Linked DNA regions of Homo sapiens: region 2 is linked to region 1. Evidence: read pairs that join two places in POLR2A ChIA-PET (ENCODE). Cell type or tissue: GM12878. All regions are shown on one strand. Links, peaks and the distances in the headings refer to the core of each region. The heading gives the core; the rest is flanking DNA.

The links. ChIA-PET counts read pairs that join two places held together with the same protein. Peaks named below come from ENCODE experiments on the same cell type or tissue, not always from the same donor. Only the 100,000 strongest peaks of a DNase experiment are listed, where the experiment ranks them.
Region 2: POLR2A ChIA-PET joins it to region 1 with 5 read pairs; 2 of 35 experiments call an interaction of 5 or more read pairs at or near these places.

What each region holds. Positions count from the first base shown.
Region 1 is chr15:69,798,082-69,806,994 of GRCh38, reverse strand. It overlaps the pseudogene GEMIN8P1. Among named protein-coding and RNA genes, the nearest start is that of LINC00593, 33 kb to the left of the region's middle. RefSeq lists a silencer at 1,817-2,013 and an enhancer at 7,357-8,556. In GM12878, for the core only: no CTCF peak of the experiment used is centred there; no DNase peak of the experiment used is centred there; H3K27me3 peaks cover 159 bases.
Region 2 is chr15:69,436,908-69,445,820 of GRCh38, reverse strand. KIF23 (kinesin family member 23) reads right to left here. Exons shown (of 24, transcript NM_001367805.3): 16 at 7,416-7,573; 17 at 5,744-5,917; 18 at 5,334-5,513; 19 at 4,742-5,053; 20 at 780-1,031. Among named protein-coding and RNA genes, the nearest start is that of RPLP1, 11 kb to the left of the region's middle. In GM12878, for the core only: no CTCF peak of the experiment used is centred there; no DNase peak of the experiment used is centred there; H3K4me3 peaks cover 247 bases; H3K27ac peaks cover 190 bases.

The DNA of each region.
Region 1 (8,913 bases), core at 2,460-6,459:
GCCAGCATTTAATTCTCTTTCCTTCTAAGGACTTTTTTTTTTCTTTGCTCAGGGAGTCATTAATGTAGACTGGGTAGGTGGGAAAAAGTAGCTTAACAAACCATACACTAGTCCTCCTGATTTCTGTGTGTCAGGACTCGGATTCTCGAAAGGCAAGATTTTGAGACTCTCAAACTATTGTCTCTGCCATGGGTTTCGAAAGCTGCATATTTGTTTCTCTCTCGCTCTGCATTTCTGCTCTAGTTACTCTACCATGAGGCCAGTGAGTAAAGAATGGAAGGAGGGTAGGAATCCCCAAGGAGAGCAGTAGTTGCGAATGTTTCAAATAGTTCATATCCTTCTATCATGGAAGCAGGAACGCTGCAAGGTCTATGTTGCTGATTAAATCAAGATTTTAAACACTTATGTAAAAGAGTACCCTTGGCTGCATAATCTGAACTGCAAGACAGGAGATGGGCTTTGTAACCTCATTCTGCCCCCAACCAGATGGGGGCTTCCTTCCTGTGTGAGTCGTTGGGAGAGATGGGCTCCGGGCTTCTGCTGCAGAAGCCACAAAAGCCTCCCACCTGTTCTCCCAGACCCTAACAGCCAGGGAGGGGAACGCAGTCTGTGCTCAGCCAATCACCTGTACCCACTGGGAAGAACACAGAGAGCCATGGGTCCATTTCTGATGCATCATGGGCCGTAGCTGAAGTGGGCTAATCAGATTTCGTGGCATGATCTGGCTATGCTCTCAGCAGCCCACTTTCCCTTGGCTTCTGCTTGTTTTCTGGACCTGGTTCTCCAGTCTTCCAGTGGGTTCAGTGGCCTTCTCCATATCCTTCCATCAAATCTCATTCTCCCTAGGTATCCAACATCGGCATCTATGTGGTGCAGCCAAGAGCTCTGACTGGTGATCATGAGTAACTCAGTTCTTCTCTAACGACCTTGGTGTCCTTCTCCTATGAAAGGAGGTGTTTAAGGCAGGTGAACTCCAGGATCTTACAATCTACCTTATGCTTTAAGTGCTTTGGGGCTGAAATGCATAGCCCAGTTGGTCAGTTCACCCATCCATGTCCGACGCTCCACCATTCTCTAGGTGGCCCCTATCTACATTTCAGGGACTAATCACCCTCTGCACAGTCAGCCTGGCACCCCATTCCATCCAGTATGCGAATGATCCACCCACAATGAGTTCCACAATCATTCAATCAACCAGGCTCCTTTATTACAGGACTTCTCAGAGCCTTTAATATGCTAATATACTTTGTGATCCTCTAAGAGAAGACTATAATACACATAAATCATTTCCCAAATCAATTTCGTCGTACACTTGTTGCCTCACTGCCTCTTTCAAGAACTAGAACATAATGGAACACTGCTGTGGAAAAAAGATACCAAATGTCACATGAGGAAAGACGACATCTGGCTTGACTTCCAAAACATACACACGCACAAACTTGCACATGCAGGAATTCTCTGGTCCAGCCTGACTGCATTGTAACTTTTTTCTTTGGCCGCCATTCAGCTTCCTGGATGCACAGGGATAACCAGTGTTAAGTGCCTTCACCTGGGGTTCTATGCCCAGGGCAACAGTCAGTGGTGACTCAGGGTTTGGTGTTTCCACACTCCACAGGGGCTGCTCTGTGCTCCGTGCCACTCAAGATGAAGCAAGTGCCACAACACCTGTGCTCCCTGAACCCTGGATGAGCAGCTGTGATGTGTGCAGTGTGCAATCCCCTGCCCCACAGAATTCCTGGTGGAGAAGAGCAAATAAGCCAAGTGTGACAACAAGCATGACACACTGGTGTCCCTGCCCAGTGGGGCCTGAGTGCCCACTGTCCAGCCTCTCAGGCAGCCCTGGCTTGGCCTCTAGGGAGAGTTTGGAAGCTTTCCTGACACCTACCCCTAGGTCACAGAAAGCCTCAAACATACCACAGCCCCCGTTCTGTTCTCCCATAGACCTGCCATTCAGGAACATGTCAAAACATTTTGAAACCATTTCTCAAGTTGTACCCTGTCTGGAGAGAACAGCTTCCCTAAGTGTGCGGCTTATTGCATCAAGGATTTCCTTGAGAAGCTCTAAGGGGAACTCCTCAGATCTCTATCACAGGGCTGGCTGGAGATGCCGGCACCCAGATCCCTCCAGGAGTGCTTGACTGTGACTCCATGGATTCCATGGGGATATGAGAATGGTCCCCTTTAACCTTTTTGCCTTCCAAACTATAAATATCAAGGAATATGTCTTCCTTATTATATTTGGTCTTTTTCTTTTGCTGATCATACTTGTATCAGTGAGGACTCATTCTACTTCAGTTAACTTATAATCTGACCCAAATGTGTTTAAACCTAAAAGAAAATTTATTAGTTCCTATTACTAAAAGATCAAAGGGTAGGGCCAGCTTCAGGCAAGGCTGGATCAGGAGCTCTGTGCTGTCTCCAATATATGACCTCTCTCCAGTCCTCAGCTTTATTCTCAAACTCAAGGTAACACCCAAGGCTCATTTCACAAGCCTGAGGGTTCAAGTCTAGCAGGGAGACTTGAGCCTGCTTTCCACAAAAGTCCTGACTTCATTCTGATTGTACTAGCCTCTGGTAACATGCCCACCCCTGAACTAATTGCTGTGACCTGGGAAATGAGAAGTGATGATTGGCTTAGGTCAGGGTCATGTGCTCTACCTCAAGAACCCCCACCCAAGCCACCTGGGCTAAGAGAGGGCTTGACCCCAAGTCCAATCAGGAGCTGTTGTTAGGCGATGAAGAAATGAATGTGAGGGAGGGGTAAGCAATAAGTGTGTGCCAACTACTAATTCACAAGACATCTAGCTCAAAACAATGAGTGACCAGGGAATCTTTAAAACTTCTCACTAAGGAAGGAAAACTAGGCCCCTGCTTGGCCACCGCTCAGGATATGCAAGCTGAGAGCCCATGAGTTTCGGCACCCACTTGGACTTTCACAATCAGAGACGGCAGCGGTGAAGGCATGAACATTGAAAGCTACCAGGCCTTGGTATTCTCATCCGATATATGCAAGATACTGGCAACATTATCATCAAGCAATGGCTTCGATGCAAAGCCACCACAATGCCTACAGGAAGGCCGGGGAATCCTGTTGCAGTCTTCCTTGGTACTTCCCTCCTGCACTTCCTCCCCAAAGCTGTTACGATAACCAGGCTGCGTATCCTTAGTCCTTCTATGGCCATCATGTGACCTGGCAGGACTCCCCGTGCAGTTCTTTACATTTCAGAGGGTCTGGGCAGCAGCCACATGACAGCAGTAGAATCCAGGCATCCACAAGAGAAGACCAAGATTTGTCCAAAGAGGAAGAGATGGAGATCAAGTTAGATGCAGAGGTAGAATGTGACCTGAGCAATATGGAAATCACCAAAGAGCTCCGCCAGTACTCTGCAGAGTGCCTCGGTAGAGGCACAGAGAAGGACGGTGGTGACAGCAGCTGGATGCAGAGCACCTGGAAAGCTATGTGAAGGCTGACCACGACCTGACCTGTACTGCAACACCCGCTGGTTGGTAGAGGCCCCAACTGAGAGGCCTAGAGAGCAGCGTCCCAGGCCGAGATGAAGCGATTGTATGGGGACAGCGCCAAGATCCAGGCCATGGAGGCTGCGGTGCAGCTGAGCTTTGACAAGCACTGTGACCAAAAGCAGCCCAAGTACTGGCAGGTCATCCCCCTGAAGTTCTGAGCTCGGGGCACAGGGCACCCAACCTCTCCCTCTTCCTTTTGGGTACATTTTCTTCATCTCTCCTTCTGTACATTTCTCAGTAAAAGGGGACTTTGTACTGAGGTACAGGCATGTTCACCACAGTCCCAGTGGGCCTGTCACAGAGTGGATGTACTATGCCAGCCACTTGGAGGTCGGCAGACATGTTCTGCTGCCGACATGATGAATTTTCTCCTGACATCAAATGATGATTTTGTATATATTATACTGTTTTTTTTATGTTGTCGGTAACAATTCATTAAAGTTCTTGCCTAGAAAAAAAGATAACTTCTCACAAGGATGTCAGGAATGTAGACAAAGGGGCAAATACCCAGCAATCTCACCTGCCTACCTCCATCAGAAACCCTCCATCAGAGGCCTACTTGGAAAAGACAAGAAGGGGCTTCACATCTATGCTCCCATCTGGGCTGTCTGTGTGTCTGATCCACCAGAAACAAGCCCAGCCACTCCTCTCTGCCTCTTAAGAGTTGTCCTTTGAAGCGGAAATCTTATTACCTCTCTCCATCACAGCATCCCTTGTCCTTTGCACCATCTGTCTACAACCAAGTCAGAAACTACAGATTACAGAAGATGGAAAGGCAGGGGCAGGTAGGCAATGCATTGTGGGAAGTGTCCTTTTCACCAGCCGGCTGGAGCTGGGGCAAAGGGAGAAGCCATGACAACCAGAGCATGCTGGGAAGACACCCTCACCCCACAGCAGCTTAGTGCCAGAGGCTCAGGCGGTGGTTAAGGCTCCCAAGACAGCACAGCCCAGACAAACCAGGAGCCAGAGGCTGATTGGGAGCCCTCACACCTGCCCCGAGCTGCAGACCTGAGAAGAACATGTGCCCATCTTGCCAGGGAGCTCAGTAGAAGAGGATACACCATTCACTTGAAAAAGGAGCAGAAAGTTTTAGGGAGATAATATATATTTCATTTCAAAATGAAGCAACAAGGTAATATAAAAAGGGAGATAGGTGAGAAATGGGAGAATTACAAAGTAACTAAAATCTTAATATTTAAATTAAAAACCACTTTGGAAGTAAGTAATAAAAAATAGACTTGATGACCCAGAAAAACAAATCAGCAAGGTAGAGAAAAAATTGGCCACCTCTCTTGGGATACAAAGGGAAAGGAGAAAGAAGTGACAATTATGAGAAAAAAGATGAGAGACAGGAAGAAGAGTTGAGATACAAATGCTGGAACTTATTTCTTGAGCAGACTGGTGAAATAGAGAAATCTCTGGCAAGGATAATCAAAAAGAAAGAGAGTGGCATGATGGTGAAAAGGACATGGGGGATGTATCCGGAGACACAGCGGTCCTCAGTGTATGAAGAGAGTCGGAGAACTCTTGTGAGCTGAATTGTGACTACGTTTTTCTCAGTCCAGCTTCACCTGCCTTGGGACTGCTATCTGTTCCAAGACATCCATCTGAATCTGGCACTTGGTACCTGCAAGGCTCAGTTTTTGGTTTTGTTGTGAATTTTATCTTTATCTGCAACTTCTTGGAGATGTAGTGAGATGTTGAGAGTGGCTGCATTGGCCGGGGTGGGGGTCCTAAAGCCTGATACAAGGTACCAGGAGTGGGGGAAATGGGGCACTGTGAGGACACTGGGTGGGCTTCTCGGGCCAAAGGGAGTGAGCAGGCTGCAAAGACAACTGTCCTCCTGATTTTGCCAAGGGCAGGCAGCACCACCAGCCAATTAAGAGAAACACCCCATGAAGAAATGGTTTTGTTCAGCAGAGTAGCACATTCAGGACAACCCTGGAAAATAAAGATTTATCACCCCGGAAACCCCCACAGTTCTGATGAGGTTGGGTTCAGCCAGCAGATGTGTCCACAGAGTTAGGGAGGGGTGGAGGATGGCCGCTACTGGAGGGGCCGCCCAGCTTGTCTGCAGTGGCTGGGGAGCTTGGGCTTCCGCACATTCCCCATCCCTCCCCCGCCTGGGCATCACCCGGAGCTCGGCCTTGCATGGTCCTTCCAAGGAAGCTTGCTGAGTGCTGCAGTTCAGCACCACCTCCCCAGCCACCTCCCACGCCCACCCACACACCTGCTGGAGAGGGGCAGAGAGCACTGATTTTGGAGTCAGAAGTCTTAAAGTTCTGACCTTGACATGCTAGGTGACTGTCAGCGTTCCTGACATCTCAGGGTATCAGCCCCTGTGGAAGTGGCATCCCCGGGCCTGTCCCCAGCCCCCAGGAACACTGTGACATCCCAATGAGACATCCAGGGGAAAAGCACCTTGAAAGGATAAAGCTGTGTCCAGTGATCAAGATTGGGAAGATTCTAAGCACCTTGAGAGTGGAAAGAGAGAACCTGAGGGAGAATATGCTGGAACGGGTGGGTAGTCCTGTCAGAAAGCTAGCATTCTGTTTCTAAGGAAAAAAAAAAAAAAGTCTTTTGAGGCATCTCAGTGAGAAGGGAAGATTCCAGAACTGTACTTAAGTCTTCACTCTGACACCAGCTCTGGGAACACCCTTAAACCCCTCTCTCTCTGCCTGACTCTACTCCCTGTGATGTGTGTCAGCTTTGCAGTGATTGCATACAAGGCTTGAAAAGAAATTCCCAAAGTTTCATCTGTGTGTGTGTGTGTGTATATAATTTCATGTATACACTTTTTATACAAATATACAATTTCATATTTATACCATATACAAAATGTGCATGTGCATGCACACCCACATATGTGTGTGTATATGTATGTGTATATATATATATATGTATATATATATATACACATACATATAAATACATAAAGTAAAGGAAAAAAGGACAATTTTCCAGCAGGTTGAAAATGGTGACCTATTGAAGGAGGTCAGAGTGAAATGGAAATACCCCTTTGACTGTGCATTTGCTAACATAGCCTGTTTTCTGACTTATTTTATTCAATCCTGAAGAATATTTCCTATAGGCAAGAAGCAGCTCCAGGCTGTACAATTACTGGAGCCAGATATCATAGAAATGGACCTGAATTCAAAGGCAGAAAATTCAGGATCAAATGCCACTTGCTGTGTGTGGCAATTGTGTACCTGCTCAGGGCCTCAGTTTCCCCTTCTGCAAAATAGGGGTGGATGAAAAGATTCCCATCCCCTATGTCTTAGTCTGGGCTGCTGTAACAAAGTGCCATAGAATAGGTGGCTTATAAAAACAGCAGACATTTATTTCGGACAGTGCTGGAGGCCCGATGTCCAAGATCAGGTTGCTAGCATGGCAGGGTTCTGGCATGGCAGCTCTCTTCCAGGTTGCAGACTGCTGCAGTCACATGGCAGAAAGAGAACTAGAGAGCCCTCTGAGGTCCCTTTACAAGGGCATGAATCCCATTCTTGAGGGTCCCGCCCTCATGACCTAATTATCTCCCAACGGCCCTGCCTCCCACTACCATCACAGTGCGATAAGGATTTCAGCATATTAATTTCGGGAGGATGCACACATGGAGTCTCCAACACCACATCACCATTCTTTAACAAACAGGTCTAGTAGGACAATTTGGAGGAAGGAAATATTTTGTAGAAAAATAATAATCACTTTGTTTTTAGATATACTGCATGCATATATTTAACTTTTCACACAAGTGCATTAATGTGCTCATATGGATGTGAGCTCATCTTAGTTCTCACTTTTTCTCTTTTTGCTCAGCTCCTGTCCTGACTACGGGAGACCTTTAAGGACCTCTCTAGCTGTGGTGGTCCACGTTTCTGAAACAGGAAAACTTCAAGGGAAAGGTAAACGGACAGCAAATGTGCAGGGGGCCACAGCTGTGCCTGGAGCTGGGATGGGGGCGTGCCAGGCTCCAGGTGGAGGGGTCGTCACAGTTGCTCCAGGAGCAGAGAGAGTCTGCTTTTCCTCTGCCTCCCTGACTCTGAGTCTCCCTACCCTAATTCTAGGGCAGGTCCGAGCTCAGGTCTAGAAGCTGAGCCGTATCTGAGTTGGGCCTCCAAATTCCCCATCTTTCGTGGAATCTAGGCATCAGAAAAACCACCAGAATCATTTGGCTCAGCCAATGATACTTGTTTGTAGTGGTTATTCAATCTCCCAATAAAACTCTCAAAGGAAAACTATCCCTCCCCTCTTCCTGTAGGGAGTAGGGACTCATGTACTCCCAGAATTTCAGGCTGACTGGCCCATTTCCTTCCATCTTAGGAACCTCATTGGAAGGTAAGATGCTCACATTCTCACCCAATTCTTAGTCATCATTCAGCCAGGAACTACTTCATCCAGGGAAGAGAAAGCAAAAACAAGCACAGAAAGGTCAGTCTCGATGAGCAAGCAATTCACAGAAGTCACAGGAGTGGCCAAGAAACCTGGAAAAAATACTTACAACTGCAGGAAAAACCAAACAAGCGCAAAGTAAAACAACAATGATATGGCCTTGGCAAAGATGAAAAGGGAGGAAGAGAAGGAGGATGTCATGTTCTGTGTCAACAAGGCTGTAGGGAAGTGAGCGCTCCCTGGGCGTCCTGAGGATTTGCTGTGATGAAGCCATGCACGCCTTTGGGGAAGCTCCATCTCACTGATCTCTCTTTCTCTCTCTGCAGCCCAGACTCAGAGAGTCAGTTTTCACCCACAGCAAGATCCAGCCAGGCCTGGGACCAGAATTTGCCCAATGGGGGTTCACTTTTCCTGGCCAATTCCTACTCACACAGCTCCTTGCAGCCAGTCCAGTCACCTCATGTGGGCTCAGAAGCTTTCTGAGGCCTTCACTGGAGATGTGGGCCTGAAGCCAGCTGCCATGGCACCAGCCCTGCCAGGCCTGCCATCCCAGGGTGCTGCTGGCCTGCCGAGCCTGCTCAGCCTCTCCACACTGCCGCACTTGTGAGGCATGGAGCCTCACAAGAAGGCCACCCCTCCCCTCTACCTTCTCACCAGATAGAAGCAGCCACTGATATAAACTTGAGGACAGAGGTGATGCATGAACATGTATCTCTGGTTACACGGGGTCTGAGTTAGGAAGGGGATTAAGCACATGAAAGGGGTCTTTGGGGCAATTCCTTACTCAGAAACTTAGATGCTTGTCAGAGGGAGAAGGGGTCCCGGAAACAGCCTCTTGCTCATACCTGGCTCAGATGTGTGCTTAATTCACCTTTTTTCTCTCTCTTTTCTTGCAGAGAGAAAGAGTGGTGTATCCAAAGGGAGGGACCTTAGGATGAGGTCTTATTCTACCCAAGCTGGCAGCATCTCTGCTTTCTCAATCCAGGTGAGTGAATGCAGTTG
Region 2 (8,913 bases), core at 1,278-5,277, 360 kb after region 1:
AATAAAAGAAGTCCAATTCAATGTAATCAGTAACATTCATAATTGCAGAAAAAAATATTCCTTTTGCTCCATCTGTAATTTAAAAACTAAACTGCACTAAGGATCAAGAAATTTGCTGGAAGTTTCTACACGCTCTAAGGCATGGTACTTTCTTCTCTGAGTGCCCCCTGTTGCCCATATTCAAATGACAGTATAGTCTTATTTGTAGCTAATTATAATAAGAACAAAAACTCTAAATTGAAATTGAAATAAAAAGCTTTTTTTTTTTTTGGTCTTATCTTTTACTTTCCTGATTATTCACTGACCCTATGATCAAAGGGGAATTCTTCTATAGTCAGGCAAGTCTCTTTCTGGAAAACGGCTTTAGGCAGCTCAATACTGAGTAATTTTGACGGGTCAAATTTTAACATAGGTTTCGTTTTGTTTTGTTTTTGTTTTTTTATCTTGAACTGATGGAGAGCAATAGGAATTCTTTGCTTAGATTACTTTAAGTAGTGGTTAAAACTAAATATACAGTCATTAAAAAATTAAAGTACATCATGGATCTAGAATTCTAAGAAACCGAAGAATCTATACCTATTTAAAGCATACTTAGTCCCAGTTTGGCAGACTTAAAACCTAAGCAGTGACTAATTTTCTGCTAACAAAAAGGTTATATCAAATACCTACTGATGTTCCAGTTGACACTACCTGTGTGTCACCAAAGGAGTAGCAGGACAAATGGACTTTTGTTGAATTTTTAAATATATTTTTTTCTCCTGTGAAAATTAGTTTTTTACCTTAATTAGTTTAGTTTCAATCTCCCCATCGGAGGCTAGTTCCTGGTGGGTCAGCATGTACTTCTCACACTTAGCTAGTGCCTTTTCATTTGCAACAGATACTGTGATGGCATGAGGGACATGTGGCTGCATGACTGTTTCAGTTTGCATGTTAGAGGCGGGCTTATGATCTACCCATCTGTCTCCTGCAGAGCGTGATCGTCTGTGTCGGAGACGAATTGGTGGTGCGTTCTGATCAGGTTGAAAGAGTAACTGAGAAACAAGCATAACCCAGAATTAATTTAAGGGTATTATTAGAAGTGCAGCAGGTTTGGCTACATTAGTTGATGACAGTATCATAGCAAACCTTTCCAAAGCTAAATATTTTATTCAAGTAATTTAAACATGATCTTTGCATTTAAACACAAAACCAACAAACATCTTTAACACCAACTTGTATGTTACACATTCTATCTGGGAGTTTCCCTTTCAATAAAGGATAAAAGAAAAAATTCTGGTAATGCTGCAAGTCTTTCCTGCTTGGGGGTGGTTCAGGACAAACAACTCATTTCATATTCTTGATCAAAAACCAATATTTATCCCTGCTATTGAGAGGTAATCTATTATGTCCACAACTCTGTTAAAATCTTCAATAAGATCAATGAAAGCCCTACACATTTTCTAGGCTTCTAAACAAAACAGAAAACAATCCTAAGAACATAGGTATAATAAGAACCATATGAATAAAATGATTAAAGAAATGTGAAATACTTCTGAGTGCTTTCAGTTAAGATTTTAAAATCTCATAATAGAACTTCATGAAAAGTTCAAATACAGTAATGGCTACAATATACCAACTAATTTTTCCCCCAAACATTTCATACAGGTTCCAAGAAACAAATAAATAATACAGTGTCAAATCAGTCTCTATCACACAATAAAAGACTAGTTGCTAGGCCAGGCATGGTGGTACATGCCTGTAATCAGCACTTTGGAAGGCCGAGGTGGAGGAATCACTTGAACTCAGAAGTTCAAGTTCAGCCTAGGCAACATGGTGAAACCCAGACTCAACAAAAACAAAACAAAACAAAACAAACAAAAATATATATATATATATTAGCTGGGCTTGGTGACACGTGCCTGTAGTCCCAGCTACTCAGGAGGTTGAGGTGGGAGGATTGCTTGAGCCCAGGAGGTGGAAATTGCAGTGAGCCAAGATCGCACCACTGCACTCCAGCCTGGGCAATAGAATGAGACCCTGCCTCAAAAACAAACAAGTTGCTTCCAGTCAAATGTCATGTAAACCTGGGAATGCTAAATTAAGCACATTCAGCCTAAGAAAATAATATGTCACATATATGCCATAGTTATAGTTTGAAGCAATGAATTATCTTTAGAATTTTATGAACATCTCCTGTTTGTAAAACTGAAAGCAGGGCTGGGTGCAGTGGCTCATACCTGTTATCCCAACATTTGTGAGGCTGAGGTGGGAGAAGGATCACCCGAGACCAGCTTAGGCAATGTAAGAAGACCCCATCTTTACAAAAAATTTAAAAATTAGCCAGGTGCGATAGCACATGCCTGTGGTCCCAGCTACTCAGGAGGCTGAGGTAGAACGATCACTTGAGCCTGGAAGGTCAAGGCTGCAGTGAGCCTAGATGACACCACTGCACTCCAGCCTGGGCAACAGATCAAGACCTCATCTCAAAAAAAAAAAAAAAAAAAAAAAAAAAAAACCCAAAAAACAAAACTGAAAGCAAATGGAAAAAGTCTATCACAGGCCAAATCTGTCAAAGCTAGTCAAGTATGAAGACCTCAATTTCAAAATGCACATCTGAGGAACTGAATCATTTTCGCTATATAGTTAACAAGAAACAAATGCAGCACTAGTGACAGCTCTAAGACATGGGCAATACAGTTTGCCACTAAAGATGCTGAGCCTCAAGACAAACAGGAACTTTCCATTCCTACAATGATTTATTTAATGTTGAACACGAAAGAAAGTCTGGTCCTTATCATCTACCATTTAGCAAAAACAAAGGTTTTCTTCAAACATTTAACAATAAGCATATGATGAAACACACTTCAGAAAGATGATAATCCATACAATCTACTAGCATTTATGAAACAAATATTTAAATTTTTTCCTCACTGAAGTATAAATTCAGTCCACCTGACATAATTTTTGACCAACAAACTTAGATGCACAGATACTAACCTTACAGTAACTTTTCTGCTGCACTTCTAAAGAGATTTTGATTTCACGTAAGAATCTCTAGTAAATTCCCTTAAATATCTCATAGCCAAATTAGATATCTCATTACGGTTTGCAAGGCATACGCAAGCCTTGAATAGTTTTCAGCCTATAAACTTTCATAAAATGACTGACTAGAGTTGGTCAGAATGACCATTTACCTAATTTGCTGTCTAAAAATGTTTAAGGAAAAATCTGCAAAGTAAAGAACTTAAGAGACTTTAGAATCATCTGTTTCCCTGGTAAATAACTTGGGATTCATCACCATCCCTTAATAATCAGGAATTCAGGCCACATAAATGAACATTCATCTATACCCTGACTTATATAAGAAAATCTAAAGTAAATGTTTACTGTAAGATTTAGAAGAAATATTCTAAGAGAGCTTTGTGAAGATTTTACTAAATATAAAATTCGCAAACATTAACTTGGTCCATTTATTCAGATTCAAAAGAAACTTTACCTTAATCTTTAAGAAGAAAAATATGAAAGTGAATTTATTTAAATACCCTTGAATGAGGCAAATGTAAATTGAGATAAATGCCTCAAGATTAAAAGCAATTTATTGGGCATGGAAATCAGTAATTTTAAAATAACTGGCCTAAACTCTTCAATGAAAATAGTCAATGTCATAAAAATAAAAAAAGTAGGGGGACAGGGTGAGACTATTTTATATTAAAAGAGATGAAAGACATAATCATGATATGCAATGCATACACTTTCATAGTATCATGGATTGAAAAAAAAGCTGGCTGGTGCAGTGGCTTGCCTGTAATCTCAGCACCTTTGGAGGCCAAGGCAGGAGGATTGCTGGAGTTCAAGAGTTCAATACCAGCCTGGGCAACATGGTGAGACCTTGTCTCTACTGAAAATAAAAAATTAGCATGGTGGCCTGCCCGTAATCTCAGCTACTTGGGAGGCTGAGGTGAGAGGATCACTTCAGCTCAGGAAGACTGAGGCTGCAGTGAGCCATAATCATGCCACTGCACTCCATCCTGGGTGACAGAGTGAGACTCTGTCTTTAAAAAAAAAAAAAGAAAAGCCAATCCAATTTTGGGACAACTGCACAATGTCTCAATAGAGGATAATTAATTAATGTTGATTTTCTTGGATGTGATAAAGATTGTGGCTAGGTAGTACAATGTCCTTATTCTTAGAGATTAAGTGTCTCTAAGTCTGTGATTTCCTTTCACAAGGCTTAGGGGAAAAAGGTTTACATATCTATATCAAGTAACAATTGGTAAACTTAGGCAAGGAGGGAAAGACATTACCATACTATTCTTTCTACTTTGCTTTGGGTCTGAAATTTTTCAAAATAAAAATTTGGGAAAACAATTTTTAAAACTAGGGCATGAAAGGAGGTATAAAAAATCTAATTTGGGGAAGGGGAACCAAAAGAAAAATATGGAAAGTATGCTTTAAGACACATTCACCAATTCTGTGCAAAGCTTATTAGCGTATGCAGCTGAAAAGCTCAGACTACTCTGGGATGCACCAAACTGACCTGTGTTCACTGAACACACTTCCGCTGCCAGATGTGTTTAGGCTTTTTCAGATGAGGAGCCAGGCCTCAATTTCCGTAAGTCAATCTTTCAAATTAACTGAGAAATTAGACCTTCTTTATACTATAGCCCAACCATTTTTCCAATGAACTTTCAGACACAAGTTACAAAAAACAAAGAAGATAAAATCTATTGCTACAATGCGTTAAAATAATACTGGCACTAACCCTGCCGCAATGATCCTCTTCTATTTCTATCTCATTTCTGAATGTAGGAACCACCTCCCTGCCTTCAGTCCAGTACATCCCTCGCCTTCTGTCTGACACGATACAAGTTTTGCTTTGTCCTGGCTCCTGCTGCCTACGCCTTGCAATAGATGTGACTTTGAGAGGTGTGTTGTACGTAGGAATTTTCTGCTCCCATTCCGAAATACAGGAAGCTACAGAAATGCTGCTGCAAGAGTTAGAGCGCCTATGTAGCTGTGGCTGGCTCATGAGTTGCTGGCCGTTGGAAATCTGAGCAATATAGTTACTAGAAAGCTAGAAAAATTGGAGAAAAATTAATGAGCAAGACTGAAAAACTGAGAGAAACAATTCATTACTTTTCTATAATGTTAGCACATGAAGACTTAACATTACAAATAATTATTTGTTCTATTTTTTTGTGCTAAATTTGTGTTTATTCTAAATTTTAAAATATTTTTAGAGAAATTTCAGAAATGTAAGTATTATAAAATGTAAAAATCCTCATAGAAATAGTCATCTAATCTGAACAAAATTTCTCTAGTACAAAGTTACTACACAATTACAAATAACTTACAGGCACAGGTGATGGAGAAACAGATCTTTGAGTAACTTTTTCTCGATCTCGCTCCCGAGAGGGTCTCTCTGGCTTCTCAGTTTTAGGTTCGGTAACAATAGCCTTCAGTTGTTTCAGCTTTTCATCTTTAACCCAGAGTTTATTCTGCATCTCCAGCTGTTTGGCTGCCACTCTACGCTCCTACAGATTATCAGTGGCAATGTATATTATCATTCCATCACAGCAAACGAGTACACCAGATTACCCAATCTCTTTATTTCCTAAAAATGACAGTTCTCCAATTCTTCCTGAGAGTTAACAACCACCACCAAAACCCTACCGCAAATACAATAATTCAAAATATCGAACCTAACTACAATGTAAAATAAATCATCCGACTCTGAGACAAGCACTACCCAAACGATACTCACACATTCTTTCTCCCACTTCATTGTCGTTTCTGTCACCATGCCTTGCAACCTGGCTTCTAATCTGCGTTTGTCAGAAAACTGTCGCTGAAGTTTCTGGTTCTGAGTTTCAAGTTCCTGTTGCAAATTGCGTTTATCTTCCTCATAGATAGTAGTTGTTTTCTCTAAAATCTCAATCTAGGAAGGTAGACCACTATGTTCAATATTTGGTATATAAACATTTCATGTCGCTATAAAATAGTCTTCCTTAATTTGCTTATGCAAGCATATTTGTGGAAAGAAACATCATGGAGAAAGCACTTTTTTCTCTAACATTTCATCTGAATTCCCACCCCCATTCTCAGAAATGAAAACATGTTAAACAAGCTCCTCACCCAAAGACATTTACAACTAACTTCATGTGAAAATTACTTTCTCCTAAAATTAAGGGCTAAAATTTAGTTTTTAGGCTATTTTCAGAATTTAAAAAAACTATATTGGTTGAGACTAACTTCTCTTATGAATGTGTACCCCCACCAAACCTCTAAATGACCCTCTGTAAATGAGAGAACAGACATACATTACACAGTGCTGCAATGCTTCCCAACAAAACGGTATTTCCTTCTACCCCATTGTAAGAGATTAATCCTGAGTTTATACTTTTACAATCGATTTGTAAACCAAATACAGATCCAATTAAGCTTTACTGAGTATCTGTTACGTCCAAGGCCCGATGCTGGCACTTTTATACCATTTCATTTAATCATTTATCTCATTAAAAAAAAAAAGCATACTAAGGAAATATTTCTAATAAATTCAAAAGCAAGCTACAACCAAAGCTAAGCTCTAGAAAGCTCCCTTGTTTGGGTCAGAGAACATCCTTTTCAACTGTTAAAACTCTCATAAAATTAAAGAACATATGATTCTTCATTTCACTCACATTTCCTCCTTAGCATGGGATGAGGATTAGTAAACAACCAATTGAGAACTTTTTTTTTTTTTTTGAGACAGGCTCTCGCTCTGTCACCTAGGCTGGAGTGCAGTCGTGCAATCCCAGCTCACTGCAGCCTCAACCTCCCAGGCTCAAGCTGTTCTCCCATCTCAGCCTTCCGAGTAGCTGGGACTACAGACATGTACCACCATGCCTGGCTAATTTTTTTTGTAGATATGGGGTTTCGCCACGTTGCCCGGTCTGGTCTGGAACTCCTGGGCTCAAGTGATCTCCCTGCCTTGGCCTCCCAATGTGCTGAGACTACAGGCATGAGCCCCCGCACTCAGCCTGAGAACTCTTTTTTTTTTTGAGACAGAGTCTTGCTCTTGTCGCCCAGGCTGGAGTGCAGTGGCTCAATCTCGGCTCACTGCAACCTCCACCTCCCCAGTTCAAGCGATTCTCCTGCCTCAGCCTCCTGAGTAGCTGGGATTACAGGCACTCGCCACCACGCCCAGCTAACTTTTGTACTTTTTTAGTAGAGATGGGCTTTTGCCATGTTGGCCAGGCTCGTTCTTGAACTCCTGACCTCAGATGATCTGGCCACCTCAGCCTCCCAAAGTGTTGGAATTACCTGCATGAGCCACCGCACTCAACCGAGAACTCTTAATAAGCAGCATTTACAGGCCGTTGGAGCACAATATCTCCCTCAGAGAACAGTGCTAAAACACCAGCACATACATCTATCATAATAATGTCAAAACAAACCTTATATTCTAAAGTTTTGTTTTTCTTTTCCAGTCGTTCTATTTCCAATTTCTGTCCTGAGATCATCTTCTCCTTTTCATTTAGTTTCCCTTGCATGTGGTTTTCTTTACTTAAAACAGCATTGTCAAATTCTTGTAACAAAGCTTTAAAAGCATTAGCTGAAACAAAAACATACAGGTCAAGTTTTACACCAGTTCTAAAACAAACAATGATATCAACTTTTGCTAGCAGACACTAGATAAAATGTAGTTATTCAGCAAATCTCTGTGAGAATCAGTCTATAATGAGAAAACAAGTTTAGAGGGAAATCAGGAGCTTCATTCTCCAGTTGACAAGATATTCACAGAAGCTTTCTGTTAAATGCTGAAAAAATACTCAAGTCTTTCACTGTGCACTATAGCATTCTCTTCCCAATCCTTACAGGTACTTTGCTTCACAACAACAAACGCAAAAATAGAAACAACACTACTATTTGGGATTAATTAAACCTGAGCTGAAATCCTTGGAACATCACTTACTAGTTATGACTTAGGCGAGTTAATTAATATTTCTGGGCAAATTTCATTTCAGTATGGAAATTTAAATACCACTTTATCTCACAACTTTTTGGTAAAGATTCAAATGAATAATGATAATAAAAATAGTAGAGCCAGGCATGGTGGCTCACGTCTGTAATCCCAGCATGTTGGGAGGCCAAGGTGGGTGGATCACGATGTCAGGAGTTTGAGACCAGCCTGACCAACATGGTGAAACCCCGTCTCTACTAAAAATACAAAAATTAGCAGGGCGTGGTGGTGTGCACCTATAATCCCAGCTACTCAGGAGGCTGAGGCAGGAAAATCGCTTGAACCCAGGAGGCGGAGGTTGCAGTGAGCCGAGATTGCGCCATTGCACTCCAACTTGGGCAACAGAGCGAGACTCAGTCTCAAAAAAAAAAAAAAAAAAAAAAGTAGATACATTCATTCACTGAGATACATTCACTATGTACCAGAATTTACTGTTCTACAGGATTTTCATACTTTATCTTATTTATCTTCACAACATATCCTGAGGTAGAAACAATTACAATCCCCACTATGTAGACAGGGGAAACTAAAAAATATTTCTTTGTGTCTCCATCACTGTAAAAAACAAAAGAAAGAACACACGCTCACTTTTTTCTTTTTGACTTCCTTAGAATACAAAAAAGAGCTGTGGAAAAATGCCTTGTCATACTAATCAAACAATGCCTTGAGTGCTTCAAAGTTCTAAAGACACAATTTTCTTTAACTTCCTTAAATATGCAATCTACCATATAACTCAGATTCATTGAAAATACTTTCAATTTCAGAAGTTACAATTATTGCAAATTGGCTGGGAGTGGTGGCTCATGCCTGTAATCCCAGCACTTTAGGAGGCCGAGGCAGGCGGATCACTTGAGGTCAGGAGTTTGAGACCAGCCTGGCCTACATGGCGAAACCCCGTCTCTACTAACAGTACAAAAATTAGCCAGGCGTGG